Regions from separate parts of the Mus musculus genome. Here region 1 is linked to region 2. Evidence: chromatin contacts called from ENCODE POLR2A ChIA-PET data. All regions are on one chromosome and are shown on one strand. The core of a region is the stretch at or near the end of the contact, and the rest is flanking DNA. Distances in the headings are between cores, read along the strand shown. Region 1 has its middle 9.9 kb from the start of Plau. Region 2 holds the start of Vcl (vinculin).

Region 1 (4,753 bases), core at 10-2,509, 84 kb before region 2:
AAATTTCCGCTGTGCTAATGGAGCTTATCTGCACTTAATGTGGCCTTGGGAAGGTACAGAAGGAGAGTTCCAGGGTCGGCCTTCATAGCACCTAAGTTACAAAACAGGCCACAGACCTGCGGCTTGGTAAGCGGTGTTCGGGTTGAGCTGCAGCTCACAGGTGCTTCCTCAGCCTGGTGCTATTGGGCAGAGTACCTCGTTTATTATTAATTAATTAATTAATTAATTTTCTAGAGGGGGACTCACTATATAGCCCCAGATGTCTTGGAACTCAATATGTAGACTAGGCTATCCCTGCCTCCTGAGACCAGAAATTCAAGGCAGTGTGTTTCTTTTATAGCTGTATACAACTTTTTTTTTTTGATTAATTTTGGTACTGAGAACAGAATCCTATATTTTAGGCTACATTCACCTTTTTCTTTTATTTTTTAATTTTGAGATAAGGTCTTACTAAATTACAAGGCAGCCCTTCAACTCACTCCGTAGCTCAGGCAGACTTTAAATTTGTGATTCTTCTGCTCCAGTCTCCTGAATAGTAGCGCTGAGACCCAGGCCTGTTATACTAGACCCCACTCATAGTGAGTTTCTTGAGGCTTAGCTGTACCACATTCTCTTTGCTCTTCTCCCCACAAATCCTTGGGCTGACCTCAGTCAAGAACATTGCAGCAGTGAAAACCGCTGATCCCCAACACCACCCTACATATGTGACATCCAGGGGACACAAAATATAATTTCTGCATGTCTGGCTTGTACTGCATTCTCTTGGGTATTGATGTCACTCATTGCTATCTGTAAGAGCAAGGAACTCAAAATTAAAGGTGGATGATATCCTAATGGGGTAACCACATAATTTGAATCAAACATCAGGTTCTAAAGAACTGAGGCATACACAGAAGGCAGGCCGGAAGATATAATTAGATGCTAAAATATTGGAATTTCCAAGTCACGTTTATGAGTTTTGGCAGTGTTTCTTAACAGTCACCTGAGAAACTTTAAAAATTATCTACACACCTACGCCCCACCTGTTAGATTATGATTCAGGTCAGGGCTAAATGCTAATGCTTGTGACTCTAGGGAAAGGCTCACTGGGTGTTTTTGACATGCACCACTGACTGAGAACCTCAGGCGGCAGCGCAATCAGTCAGAATCCGTGAAGGGCCCAGAAAATTCAAGACCTGATGATCATCATGAGTTCTCTGCATGAACAGCCAGTTTTCTGAGTGGAGTTTGAGCATACGGAGTCTCCTGGGGTTTCTGTGAATCCCTGAGCTTCTATCCCATGACCTAGCACTTTTTCCCCCACACAGTGCAGCTGTGTTTCAGTATGGGTTTTGCAATCAGGTGGCCTGAACTAGATAGAACCCTGGCTTTTAACATTAGCTATGTGGCTTGGAAAAGAGCATTAGCCTCGGTGCGTCCTGCCCATGTTTCCTCCACCATAAAGAGAGAGAGGCTGCGAGAAAGCTCTCAGGGTTTAATAGAATCCCTTCCTGTCTCCCACCCCAGAATTGTACGAGTGTTTGTGGGAGCAGAGATTTCCTGGGAAAGAAAGGACATGATTAGAATTTAGGGACCCAGCCCTGGCTGAGCTGCTAGTCAGCTTCATTTCTTCCCTAGGGGCCAAGGAAGATCTTGTTCAAACTTGAGTAGCTCCAGCAGCATCAGGACTCCCAGACACTGCAAACAGGAAGTAAGAGCCCCACTGGCCGGTTGAGCAATGAGGCTGCTAACAGTCTGCAGATTCTTTCTCAGAGCCACCTCTACCCTCAGCTGTCTCACCCTGAAGCTCTAACTACCTCCCCAACAACTGTTTTAGGGCTCTCGATCCTGATTTAATCCTTTCCCTCATTCTGCGAAGAACGTACGGAACTATTTGTAGCCCTATTTTACAGTATTAAAAGCAGAGGCACAGAGACCCTGCCGATCCTGCGGGGAGCAAATATAACTGCAAGTGCAGAGTCAGGCTCGAACTCCCGGCAGGCAGCTGGCTCCAGAGTCTGTGAGCCAAATGTAAGGAGAGCACACCCAGTCACCGGCTAAAAGAACAACTTCACCCTGATAAAGCAACCTCAGCCATTTTTGCCGAAATCTAGTTTCACCGAGGTGGTTTCCGTTTTCACCAGAATCCTTCCTTTTGAAATCTTCCGTGGCCAATTCAATGATCAGAACTCAACTTGATTTCCATACAGCCGTGTCTTTCCCAAGCCAGCACCCTACAGCAGCCACACCCCTGCACACTCATTCCCATTGAGTGCACTTTCCTTCCTAGCAGGAAACATCTGAGCTCTCCCTTCAACAGACATGGCGTGAAGCTGCTGAGGAGTGTTTGAGTGACTAGCTCTGCTGAGATGCAGTTCACACCCTCTACAATTCATCCATTTAAAGCACACAACTTGGTGGTTCTTAGCATATTTACAGAGTTGGGCAACATAACAACCAATTTAGTGCATTTTCATCACTTCACAGAGAAAACCCGAACCAATGAGTCAACTGCTTTCTTTTCCCTTCCTAGGTCCACAGCCCTAGGTAGCCTCTTACCTACTTTCTGTCCCTGTGGGTTTGCCAATCCCGGCCACTTCACAGAACTATAGAAAACACAGCCTTGCCTCTTTCTGTGAGCACCATGCTATCAAGTTTCACCCATCCTGTAGCATGTGTCAGTGTTGCTTAGTTTTAAACAACGAATTGGAAGAGAAGATGGTTTAGGGTCCTTTGTGATCTTGCAGTCACACTGAGATCCAGCAGATATCTCTTTCCTCCCTTCTTCCCTCCCTCCTTCCTTCTTTTCTTCTCTTCTCCTCCTTCCTTCTTCTCCACCAGGTTCCGTTCCTTTTTGAGACATAGTCTGGCTATGTGGTTGAGGCTGACTAGGAACTCACATTGTAGCTTAGGTCGGCTTTCAATTCGGGATCCTTCTGCTCCTGCCTCCCAAGTACTGGGTCTTTCATTCATATATATATATATACTTTTATTGTACACATGTGAAATACATGTGTGAATCTTTTGCCTACATGCATGTAAGTGTTCCTAACATGTGCATGATGTATCCATGGAGCCTGGAAGAGAGTGTCAGCTCTGAAACGGAAACAGATGGCTGTGAGCTGTTTGGAAACCAAACCTGGGTCCCTTGCAAAAGTGTCTCCTAAGTGGGGGCTACCTACCTTTCCAGTGTATTCTCTTCCTCCTGCCCCTCCTCCTCCTTGCACATGCATGCTTGTGCTTGTCACAGAATTCATGGGGAGTCATAAGACAACTCATGACAGTCAGTTCTCTTCTCTCCCAATGTGGATACCAGGGACTGAACTCAAGTCTTGGCAAGAAGGCCCTTTACCCACTGAGCCATTCTGCTGGCTTTTAATTTTTATTAACTCAGAGTTCCTATTCGGTTGTAAAAAGAACTATACAAGTAAAATAATCTCATAGTAGTCAGTCATTGTTAGCATCTCTGGCTTGGGAGGGGGGTTCCTTTTCATTTAACCATCTCTACTTGATTTTGAATATTTGGCTCCCCAAAGCCAGGTATTAAACTATCCTTTCTTGTTTCTAACCTAAACTTTCTCTAAAGACATCTTACTCATGCTCAGGCTAAAATCACCACCAACAGATGACTCACAGTCCTTGCCAGACTTCCAAAAGGCAGTCCCTCGTTTTCTGTTGTCTACTTGGCACCCTGGTTGATCGGCATACAGAGCCACCTCAAATCCAGCTTTTGTTGTTTTCAGTTCCAATGGAGACTTCTTCCATTGGTCTCTGGCACAACAGTCCACATAAAGAAGAAAATAAAGCCACACAATTATGCAAGCCAGAAATCTTGCCGTCAGCTCTCTTCTCCTATCTCCTAATCTTATCTATTACAAAATCCTAGGGATTGGCCCAATAGCTCTTGAAGTCTTCCATTCCTTTGTTTTGAACAGGGTCTTATGTAGTCTAGGCTAGTCCTGAATTCACTGTACAGCTGAACAGTCTCCTGTTTCTGCCTCCCAAGGGCTGGAATTACAGGCATGTGCCACCATGCCTGGCTTCTCTCCATCTGCACCCCACCATTAGCTGAGGCCAAGCTGCTCTCAGTCAGCTCTAGTCTGCTGGATGGCACAGCCTCCCATGCTCTTCCCTCCACTGCTCACTAAAACAGCAGAAGAACCTGAATGTGAATTCTCCTAATGACTGCTTTTGCTCTTCCCAGCTCCCTACTTCTGACTCAGTACCTGCCCTTCTTCCTAACCCCCTCTTTCTTCCTCCACTGCTGTCTTAGTATCAACCCCCAGCTACCATGGTTCTTGCGTTCGATGCTTCCTCTTTCTGGGACATTCTTCGTGATATTCCGAGGTTTCTATTCATACTTCCAAGATTATTAGTTTTCCTCTCCCCCTTTTTGGGGGGGGGGGCAGAGTTCAAGACAGGGTTTCTCTGTGTAGCCCTGGCTATTCTGGAACTAAATCTGTAGACCAGGCTAGCCTCAAACTCACAGAGATCCACCTGCCTCTGTTTCTTGAGTGCTGGGATTAAAGGTGTGCACCACCACTATCCTACATCCAAGATTAATTTTTCTAGGCTACTTGTACCTACACAAAACCCTCTTTCATTGTGTCCATAGTTTTACTGAGCCATGTCCCCCTCTCTAATGCACTAGTCACTGTTTTAATGTTTTAGTTGCTATATCATCAGCTGATTAATGTGTGTGCTTTTCTCCCATCAAATTATACTTCATGAGGTCAAGTACACTGAATATGGCAGACAGCTAATATCTATTGAA
Region 2 (4,628 bases), core at 2,041-4,540:
AAATACCCCGTTCTCCCCCCAACAAAAGAATCAGTTCTCTGAAGCTGTGTTTATTGAACTCAACTTATCACTGAACAAGATCCTGCACAGCACCCATCTGTGCCTGGTTAAGCTTCCCTCCTTCCAGCCCAGTGGACAATGGGCCTGGCTACCTAGAGGGAGAAGCTGACAGGGCTTGGGGGCTGAAAGAACACTAACTGGGAATGGCACAGACCTTTGAAACCTTAAAGCCAGTTACACACCTTTTCCAACAAGGCCGTATCTCCTAATCCTTCCCAAACAGTTCCATCAACTGGGGACTCATTATTCAAATATAAACCACTACATTTAAACCACTACACCATGTTGTAGAACTGGACAATGTTTTTTTTTTACATTAGTGTTTTTTAGCTTATTTTATTGTTTTATGTATATGAGTGTTTTGCCTGCATGTATACCACTTGCATGCAATGTACTACTTGCATTCAGTGCCTACAAAAACCAGAAGTGGCCATTGGAGTCTCTGGAACTGGAGTTATGCATGACAATGAGCTGCTAGGTGGGGGCTGGGTCCTTGGGAAGAGCAGTTAGTGCCTTTAATCACTTAGTCATTTGTCTAGCCCCTTTATATTAATTTTGATGAATTTCCATAACGAGGTGTGTTTCTTGGGAGCTATTGACTTTTTTGTTCGTTTGTTTGTTTGATTTTTTTTTTTTTTTTTTTTTTTTTTTGAGACAGGGTTTCTCTGTGTAGCTTTGGCTGTCATGGAACTTGATCTGTAGACTAGGCTGGCCTTGAACTCACAGAGATCTACCTGCTTCTGTCTCTGAAGTGCTGAGATCAAAGATGTGCACCATCACCACCAGGCTCACTATTGACTTATTAAAGAGTCAGTAATGGTCAGACTATTATTGCCTATGCAACCCAGCCTGCCCATTTGGTATGCAAACAGTGCAGTTGCACAGGTTCCTGCATTCAGAAGCACTTCATGCTGGTGCTTGTTGCCTTCAAATATTGTCTCCTAGTCTGTTATGTAGAAAAATAATTCATTTGAGCCTTCGGTCATGAGTCTTGGATAGGTTTTCAGCTGCTGGTTCTCCTGTTCTTTTGGCCCTGCTGAGTCTCCATTTCCCTGCTTTGGCCCAGTCATCATTGCCATCTTTCCTACCTTGGTCTAACCTCAGGGTATATTTCCTCCAGTGTCTAGGGATGAAGCACGGTGATAGCCATTCCAAAACGGTAGCAATGCCACAGCATGTTTAAGGATGGAGTCAATGAGGGTAAATTATTTTTGAAGATCACTCGTTTGCTATGGGCTTAAGGAAGGAGGCCTATGGGAAATACCTGCCTTGGATTCTTTCTTCCTAGCAACTAAGAGAAGAATTACAAGTTAGTGGAGTGGAGGGGTTCCCAAGTTCTGGGAAGGTTTGTAGTTAACCCCAAAATCCCTCTGTCCAGGAGATAGGTCATTAAGTAATAAGCAAAACACAATGATGAACTGAGAGACTCCAGAGAAAGAAGTCTGACGTTGAATGGCCCAGGAAGCTCTTATCAAAGGCAGACAGAAATGAGCTCCCTCCTGTACAGCTTTGTTTCAGTTGGAGGCAGAGCCTCTGCATTCATGGTTATTTATTAAGGTGGTTTTGTTTGTTTTGTTTTTGAGTCAGTGTCTCAAGCAGCCCAGGCTGTCATCAAACTTGCTAGGTAGCCGAGGAGGACCTTGAACTTCTTCTAATCCTCTTGCCTCCAACTCCTGGGTGACAGACAAAATTATAGGTGTGTATGAACACCATGTCCTTGTTTTGTGATGCTAGAGGCTGACCTAAAGCTTTGTGTATGGTAGGCAAGTACTAAAGCTTTGTGCATGGTAGGCGAGTGCTCTTTACCAACTGAGCTCATCCCCACCTCAAGAGAAAGTTCAAGACTTGGTAACCACAGAGCAGAAACGGGGGTATGTACTGCTAGACACACAGAACTTTAGAGCTGGGTAAGACAACATGTGGCTTGGCCTTCTGCAAAATGTGACATCCTGAGAAACATTTTTCTTTGACTTGAGGATCTTTCATTTGAAGGCATTAATGAATGTGTTTCCTCTCAGAATGAGGAAGCTTGGGCAAGAGAACTTGAGGTTAGGAAAACATGCAGATGTCTTAAATGTGGTGAGGGGATTGGGCAATTTGGCCCTACTTACAGACTTGTTAAAAAGTATCCACTTTTGAATTTTCATTTCACTTTTTTTTTTTTTTTGAGATGGGGGTCTTGTCATGTTGCTCAGACTGGCTTGGAACTCCTTCCTCAAATGATCCTCCTAACCCTGCCTCTGGAGTGCTGTTGTAACTACAAATAGATGCTCATCACAACCACAAAAGGACTACCCCTCCAGGATGGCCTCAAACTTTCTTTGTAGTGGAGTATGACCTTGAACCCCTGATCCACTTCCCTAGTGCTGCTGGTATACGGGCCCACTCTATCAAGGCTGATTTTGCGTAGTGCTGGGAATCAAACCTAGGGCTTCTTACATTCTAGGCAAACATTTTAGCAACGGAACCAGACCTAAGTAGATTTGCAAAAATGGGATACCAGTCGCTAAAACAGAAGGTGGCAGACAGACTTCTACTCACCAAAAGCGAAAGATTAGCAGGTAAATTTCATTAAGTCTCTAGTTCTACGGAAACGTTCCTATTTATTTAGAAAACACGTATTTGCAAGTGAACGTGTACACGGAGGTCTAGAAAGTGCCACACCAAACTTAACTGTGACTATCCGAGGGCAGATAGTACAAATCAATGGGTACTCATGTTTCTCGGTGTGTTTTTGTTGTCTGGATCTTTTTACTTCCTCGTGAATTACTGGGAGGTGACGGAACAGTGTTCTGACTGCGTCCGGTGACGGTAAAGGGGAGCACCCTGCGGGGAGACCGGGGGAAGCCGAGGTCCCCTCTCTCTGGCGCTGCCTGAGGTGAGGATATCCCGCCCTACTGAGGTGATCCTGCGGAGGGGCGGAGCTCCGCCACTCTGAGGCGGGAGGCGGCTCCTGGGGGCGGGGCCAGTCCAGTGCAGTCGCTCGCTCCGCTCCCACTATGCCCTTATAAGGAGCGCCCCGCGAGAGGGTTCGGGAATCCGGTCGCAATCCCTGCGGCGCAGCCCCAATCCCAGGCCCCTCCCTTGGGAATGGGGGCGGGGCGGGACCTTAGCGGCTCTGCCTTGGGGGCGGAGCTTATCGAAGTAAGACCAATAGGAGCCACAGTCCGGCTCTGAGTTGCGTTACCATTGGGCGCGGCGACGTGAGAGGGCGGGGCGCCTGTGGGGCTAGTTACGCCGAGGGAAGCCCGGACTCTAGTCGCCGCTCCGAGTCAGTCACTCGCCGCCGGCTCCCGGCCCTACGGATCCCAGTTTTCTGTTGCCCGCGGTACGCCGCCCCGCTAGCCGCCGCGATGCCGGTGTTTCACACGCGTACGATCGAGAGCATCCTGGAGCCGGTGGCGCAGCAGATCTCGCACCTGGTGATTATGCACGAGGAGGGCGAGGTGGACGGCAAAGCCATTCCTGACCTCACCGCGCCCGTAGCCGCCGTGCAGGCGGCCGTCAGCAACCTCGTCCGGGTGAGCGCGCCGGGCCTGGGACGGGAGCGCGGGCGGGAGAAGTCCCCAGGGTCCCGGTCCGCCTCGCTGCTTGCATTCGCAGGCGCTTGGAGCGTCGGGTGGACTCCAGGGCAGGTGCCGTGGTTTCGAATGCCGATTTCTCTGGGCTGTGACCTTGAGCAAGCCACTGAGCCTGTCGGGGACCTCAGTTTCCTCATCTATAAAATGGGACACTTGTGTGAGAAATCCTGCCTTGGGGCTGTGCTGTGAAGAGTCAGCGAGCTTTTAGTTGTGAAGTGCCTAGGGTGTGTGTGCCCGTAGTAGGCGCCCAAGAAATGGTCGTTAGGTTGTCTCACGGTCCCTCCCCTGGGCAGGCTCGCGTCACTTGCGTTGAGTACCTTGCTCTTAGCTCCTTTTTAGGCCTCTCCTCTCCAACCTGTGGGTGGTTTCTCTTATGGTCTCCCTGCCCTAACTTCCAAGGATTCTTATTTGCACCGGGCTGCTCGCCTTTCTAATACTTCTGTCCCCTGAGACCCACCTGCCCAACCCTCCCCTGGGATCCTGGTGTCTGTCGCTTCTACCCAACTGCTTGGCTTCTTCCTCTCTCTGTCGCCGCCTCCTTTCCTTCGGGGCATTTTGCTCACACCTCCGGGGACTCTTAGCACCTTTAGACAGTAATTCATAACCAGGAGCCCTGCTTGCCCTCTGCCTGACCCCATGGCCGTCATTTTATTCCTTCCATGAAGCTGTCTATCCATCTTTACTGCTGTCAAATGGCTTTCTTTCACTGGGGCCTTTCCAGATTTGGGGGGCCTCCTCCTCTGCCCCTCCTTCTGGCAGGAAGCAAGATGGAGCTGCTGTGAGAGGCCTGTGGAATCTGGGATCTGCAGCCCCTGCCTGAGGGGAAGGCTAGGGCGTTCTTTGCCAGTCCACACTTTTCTGCCTGCCCCTAGCTATTTATCGATCTTTGTAGCCCACTTCTGAAATGGGAAAAGAGATAGAGAGACTAGTCTCGTAACTGTACCCTGGCTAATGTCACACTTGCTCCAGGCTGGGTGTGACTCAGAC

What was found. ChIA-PET counts read pairs that join two places held with the same protein, here RNA polymerase II (POLR2A).
Region 1: POLR2A ChIA-PET joins it to region 2 with 37 read pairs in embryonic stem cell. The contact joins the enhancer-like site here to the promoter of Vcl in region 2. POLR2A ChIA-PET finds 5 or more read pairs at or near these places in 4 of 5 experiments (Patski and embryonic stem cell).

The regions. Positions count from the first base shown.
Region 1 is chr14:20,844,217-20,848,969 of GRCm38, forward strand. No RefSeq gene overlaps it. Among named protein-coding and RNA genes, the nearest start is that of Plau, 9.9 kb to the left of the region's middle. Within about 2 kb of position 1,260, at least 1 of the 3 ENCODE cell types and tissues checked has a DNase peak (open chromatin) inside an H3K27ac peak, as active enhancers do.
Region 2 is chr14:20,926,108-20,930,735 of GRCm38, forward strand. Vcl (vinculin) reads left to right here and starts at 3,291. Exons shown (of 21, transcript NM_009502.5): 1 at 3,291-3,581. The coding sequence starts at 3,414.